Linked DNA regions of Homo sapiens: region 1 is linked to region 2. Evidence: chromatin loops called from intact Hi-C (ENCODE). Cell type or tissue: body of pancreas. All regions are shown on one strand. Links, peaks and the distances in the headings refer to the core of each region. The heading gives the core; the rest is flanking DNA. Region 1 overlaps LOC101927314 (a long non-coding RNA gene). Region 2 has its middle 4.8 kb from the start of MIR548AI.

The links. Peaks named below come from ENCODE experiments on the same cell type or tissue, not always from the same donor. Only the 100,000 strongest peaks of a DNase experiment are listed, where the experiment ranks them.
Region 1: a loop joins it to region 2, with 4 times the contacts of the local background. A loop is called at or near these places in 45 of 110 quality-filtered maps.

The regions. Positions count from the first base shown.
Region 1 is chr6:97,503,428-97,506,358 of GRCh38, reverse strand. All of the region lies in intron 1 of LOC101927314 (a long non-coding RNA gene), which reads right to left. Among named protein-coding and RNA genes, the nearest start is that of MMS22L, 220 kb to the right of the region's middle. In body of pancreas, for the core only: no CTCF peak of the experiment used is centred there; no DNase peak of the experiment used is centred there.
Region 2 is chr6:99,118,363-99,121,293 of GRCh38, reverse strand. No RefSeq gene overlaps it. Among named protein-coding and RNA genes, the nearest start is that of MIR548AI, 4.8 kb to the left of the region's middle. In body of pancreas, for the core only: a CTCF peak has its summit at 1,673 (motif pointing right); no DNase peak of the experiment used is centred there.

The DNA of each region.
Region 1 (2,931 bases), core at 166-2,665, 1.6 Mb after region 2:
GCTCAATACTATTAATAACAACTTAAATAGGAACACAACAAGAGCATTTACAATCCAATTATATGATTAATGAAAAATAAATTCCTTGATGTCATAAAATTCTATTTTTCAAATAGATGTATGTGTTTCCTGGAAGATAACCATGCCTTCTAAAAAATTTCTTTTCTGAAGCATGGTTTTAACAGTGACTGTTGAAAGAAAATCTGTTTAAAAATTCTAAAGATATAGGTTAGTATGTGAGTTACACTCCACAAATAAACACTAAAGAAAAGACTAAACACATTGCAAGATAAGAGACTCATAATGGGAGAATTAGGCGGCCAAAATGCAAATATAAACATTTCTTTCTTTTCTCCTTCATGTAGGCAAATGAATATGGTTAAATATGAAATTCTCTCAATTTTTCTTGTCTTTCTAGCAAAAGCTCAACTGATTCCTGAGGCATGTGGCTTTGTTCTCAACTGGCAACCCAGAAAAAGTGAACTTTTCAGACTTGTCAGGAAGTACATCTTGAACTCACCACTACCGCACACAAATTAAAAGCTGCATTCATAGAAATGCTATTTGTCAGATGCACAGTTTGCAAATAGTTTCTCTCATTCTGTGGGTTCTCTGTTTACTCTGTTGATAGTTTCTTTTGCTGTGCAGAAGCTCTTAAGTTTAATTAGGTCGCATTAGATCAATTATTTCTTTTGTTGCAATTGCTTTTGGCGTCTTTGTCATAAAATCCTTGCCCCCATTCCTATGTACAGGATGGTGTTGCCTAGGTTGCCTTCCAGGGTCTTTATAGTTTTAGGTTTTGCATTTAAGTCTTTAATCCATCTTGAGTTGATTTTTGTATATGGTATAAGGAAGGGGTCCAGTTTCAATCGTCTGCTTATGGCTAACCAGTTATCCCAGCACAATTTTATTAAATAGGGACCCCTTTCCCCATTGCTTGTTTATTCAGCATCTATAAGGAACTTAAACAAATTTGTAGGAAAAAACAAACCACCCCATTAAAAAGTGGGCAAAAGAATGAACAGACACTTTTCTGAAAAAGACACATGTGGCCAACAAGCATATGAAAAAAAGCTCAATATCACTGATCATTAGAGAAATGCAAATAAAAACCACAATGAGATACCATCTTACATCAGTCAGAATGGCTATTATTTAAAAAATCAAAAAATAACAGAAGCTGGAGAGGTTGTAAAAAAAAAAGGAGGGAACACTTATATACTGTTTGTGGGAGTATAAATTAGGTCAACCATTGTGGAAAGCAGTGTGGCAATTCCTCAAATTGCTGAAAACAGAACCACCATTAGACCCAGCAATTCCACTACTAGGTATATCTGCAGAGGAATATAAATCATTCCACTATAAAGACACATGCATATGAATATTCATTGCAGCACTATTCACAATAGCAAATATGTGGAATCAACCTAAATGCCCATCAATGACAGATTGGATAAACAAAACGTGGTACATACACACCATGAAATACCATGCAGCCACAGAAAAGAATGAGATCATTTCCTTCTCAGGGACATGGATGGAGCTGGAGGCCATTATCCTTAGCAAACTAATGAAGGAACTGAAAACCAAATACAACATGTTCTCACTTATAAGTGGAAGCTAAATGATGAGAACTTATGAACACAAAGAAGGGAACAACAAACACCGGGGCCTACTTGAGAACGGAGGGTAGGAGTAGTGAGAGGAGCCGAAAAAATAACTAATGGGTACCAGGCTTAGTACCTGGGTGATGAAATAATCTGTACATCGACCCCTCATGGCATGAGTTTACCTATGTAACAAACCTGCACATGTACCTCCAAACCTAAAATAAATTTTATTTTAAAAAAGAAGTGCCATTTGTATACAGCTGCCTACATTGTATGTAGCTCCAGTTTTTGTGATATCTACCTGATGATTAGGTTAGACTACGAGACCTAAGCTGAGTCTTCTCCTTCTCATCACTTGCAGGATTTTTCATCACACACATAACTAATTTGTCGATGTCAGTTTCAGTAAAAAATTGTAAGTTTGATGAGGGCAGGAGGCTATGGCTCTTGCTCACTACTATTCTACTGTTCCATTTCCTGCCTGTTGCAGAATACAGAGGACACATTAAATAGATGACTACTGAATGAATAAACTTTAGACTTGCTTTCACTGACTTTTGCTTTCTCAAGATGCTACAACTAGTTTTTATTATACTTACACGTGTGTTTACCATAGGCTATAGTTAAGAAACATATTTCCTGGGATTACACAGTGTTCTATTACAACCCAGGAGATAAATTTCCTATAAGCCTGAATACCCTGAAATAGTTGCATATCTCCTGAGAAATCTATTTATTCTCTTGATGTTGACTCTGTGTATCTTGGAATTGTTTCCATCTTTGTATTGGCTGCTAGAGAGCTAAAACCTAAATCTGCAGCCCAAGTCTCACAGGCACATAGGGGTTCACAATAGGCATTTGGTTCCACAGTTACTCTTTTCTCCACCCTTCCCTCCTTCTCTGGCTTTCCTTTGGCTTTCATTTCCCTCACTTAGTTTTAAATCTATTTTATGTATCTTTGTAAGTCACCTTAATTTCTTTTTGAAACAAGGTAGGACACAAATAAATTGATTTTTTCCCTTCATGATAGAAGTTATTAACTTTGCTGAAGAGGAGAGTGGGCCAAGGAAGACAAAATATAGACTTCAGCAATGTATGGCTGATTTTAAGAGACCTTGGGGATACCTTGTGAAGAGAAGATACTATTTCTAACCCACATTGTATGGTTTTAGTTTTATGTAGAGCACAAGGCAATTGTACAATGTCAACCCTTTTTATTATGTTATATCATTATGTTAATGCTACAAAATATCTAAAAATTAAAAAAGAAACAAAGGAATGTAACTGGACCTGAAGAAGCTTCACTTTTACTTATGGTCAG
Region 2 (2,931 bases), core at 152-2,651:
GTCAAGATAGACACATGTGTGCATGTGCCCACCCATGTGCATATGATCTTGAGGTTAGAGAATGATGTTCACCCATGAAGTTCCAAATAAAAGAAGAGCAGACAGGGTCAAGGACGAGTTAAAGATGGTTATCTTTTGTGAAGTTCCTGAATTTACTGAAGTTTGTTAGTGTTATAGCCTGACCGTTCGCCTATGGAGTCTTCTCTTTTGTTCTTTAAAGAGGTGATGACTATACAGTTAGCATTGGTTTTCTCATCTGCCTTATGGCAAAATAATCTGTTCTACCTTCCCCCTTTCCACCCCCTTCCTCTGTGAGTACAGGGCCCTGAGATGTGGTAAATCGCCGCTGTCCCAGAACAATCCACTGCTCTGTGTACCCTGTGGAGATCAGTTTTGGTCATAGCTGGCGGGTGCCCATTAGCAGATGGACAGTTTTACAAGTGGCAGCATTACTTCATTTCTAGCCTGTTCAGTTCAGACCCTGCAGCAGATTTAATGACTGGATGTGTGATTGCTTTAGCAATGTGTCATTTTCTCTGAAACTGAATTTGTTTTAAATGGTGTTGTAAGGTTTCAGTAGTTGTGGTGTAGGATGTTGTCAATGCATAATTGTCATGAAGCCAAGGGAAATGAATAAAATGGGTAATCCATCCAATTCTTATTAATTAGTGATAGGTTTTTAACAATATCCAGGCCACTGCTCTTTGTCTCAGTGCAACCTGTCTTCAGTGCTGTCTCACTTACAACTTCAAGGCCAGGGGGCAAGTTCCATTTAAACGAAGCTGCATAGCATGTAGCACATTTATGCTGTTTACATAGTAGTTGGTTATTTTGATGAAGGCCTAGCTATAATTTCTCTGTGGTAAGGATGTAATAAGATAATATTTAAAAACTTTAAGCAAGTTTATATTTAATTATATATCTTACTCTGTCTTGAAAGTGGGAAAAACAGATACAGAAAGTACCATAACTTTAAAAAAAAGATAGTTCAATAAGATTTCAAACAGTTAAATATATGAAATTCAGAAATAAATGCATACTTCTGAATTGCACTGGATTTAGTGTATATTGTGACTCTAGGTCAGAGTCACAGAATTAATTTGGACTTTGGGAAATACCTTTATAGGAGAGGAAATTTGTCCTTTTGTTATGACTTAATAGCAAAGAAGCTGTATTGATGTTGCAAATATGAGTTGAGGTCAAATAGTTACAATAACTGCATCCATAGCATGGTTTGGTGACTGTGAAGGATGTTATGTCAGGTGGTTAGTCAACTGATGTCCATGTGTTGAACTGATTTTTTGCTTCTGTGTGTGAGTGAGTTGCACGAATGTAAACTCCTCTACGGTTTATTCAGCTTAGATTTTTCATGAAGCCTATGCTGTTCCTTATAACAGCCCTGTAATGAGTGGTAAGCCTACTATAAAAAGGTACAGAATGCAGTCAAAGTTTACCCTTGATGGGTCACCTCTGCAGTGTTGTGCTGCATAAAGATCTAGAAGAAACAGAAGGGTATGACCAAGGCAGTGGCTTATAATGTTATTCAGATTGCTCATGGTGATAATCTACCAAACTGAGAGTAAAACAAAACACCCATCCCTGTAGGAAATAGGATATTGTTCCTTTTAGAAAAGGTACCTAATTTTTTTCTTCCTTCTCTGTCCAGCAGGGGGTAGTCTGACACCAGCATTGTTTACAAAAGGCATTGAAAAAGAGCTCTCAATCTGTAGTCACTTAGATGTCTTCCACTGGAGGAAGAGCCATCCAAACCAGGACAGATCTTGCTAGCTTGATGAATCAGACCTGCCACTCAAACATAGCATTAGATGATATTAGCACAAAGGCAACGACTCAGCTATTTTAAACTGTGTCTTAACTGCAGATAAAAGAAATGAAAGATAGCATTTAGTTTCTTGCACAAGCATCTCATGTTTGGCAGATTCACATATGCTTCTACTTCCCAGGTGTGTGTAGCTGCACTACTTTATTTCACCTCTTGAGAGTCTGCCCTTTAAGGTTGTGATGTTGGCCCCAGAGCCACCACTGCTAAATCAAATCGTTGCGCTGATGGTGGATGTCAGCATAAAAATGGGAAGGTCTTCATCCTGCTCCCTTCCTGGCAGCCTGAACTCCTGATTTGACCGCTTCTCTAGTTAAAGACGAGATAGATCCTAACGTGCAAAACTGTTCTTAGGTGTTAGAAAATTGAAAAAGTACAGCATCTGCTGATTCCTACACAACAAAGTGGTATATATATATACATATATATATATATATATACATATATATATACATATATACATATATATATACATATACACACACACACACACACACACACACACATTTGAGTGTCTAGAATTGTATTATATGGAAGCCACTAGCCACACATGACTTTAAAATTTAAATTCACTAAAATTACATAAAATTGAATGCTCAGTTCCTCAGTTGCTCTAGACACATCTCAATGCTGAATAGCCACATGTGGTGGGTGGCTACTGTATAGGACTATGCAGGAGTGAAATGTTTCCCTCCCCTCAGAAAGTTCTGTTGGACAGAACTGGACTAGGGGCAGTGTGTGGATACTTATTCGTGGTCTTTAAACTAAACCTTCCCCCCAAAAAAATCCTCATGCTACTGTCTTAATTCGTCACCTCACCTGAGTGGGAAGAGGGATGCCTGCTTTTGCAGGGTCATCCAGTCCAACTCTCCCTGTAAACTACTGGCAGTGTTAGCATGGTGATAAATGTCTGTGTCTACAGGTAACCACAGTCCCCAAATGCCGCCTTCTTTGTGACTTCTTTGGTCAGATTGACCAAACACAGTCTGCAGGGAACATTAGTTTTTAAAAAAAGATAATTGGAAAGAAGGGAAAATAGGTTATTTAGCCTGGTACAATTTATTCACAGGTGGCATTTCTTCCACCTGAAG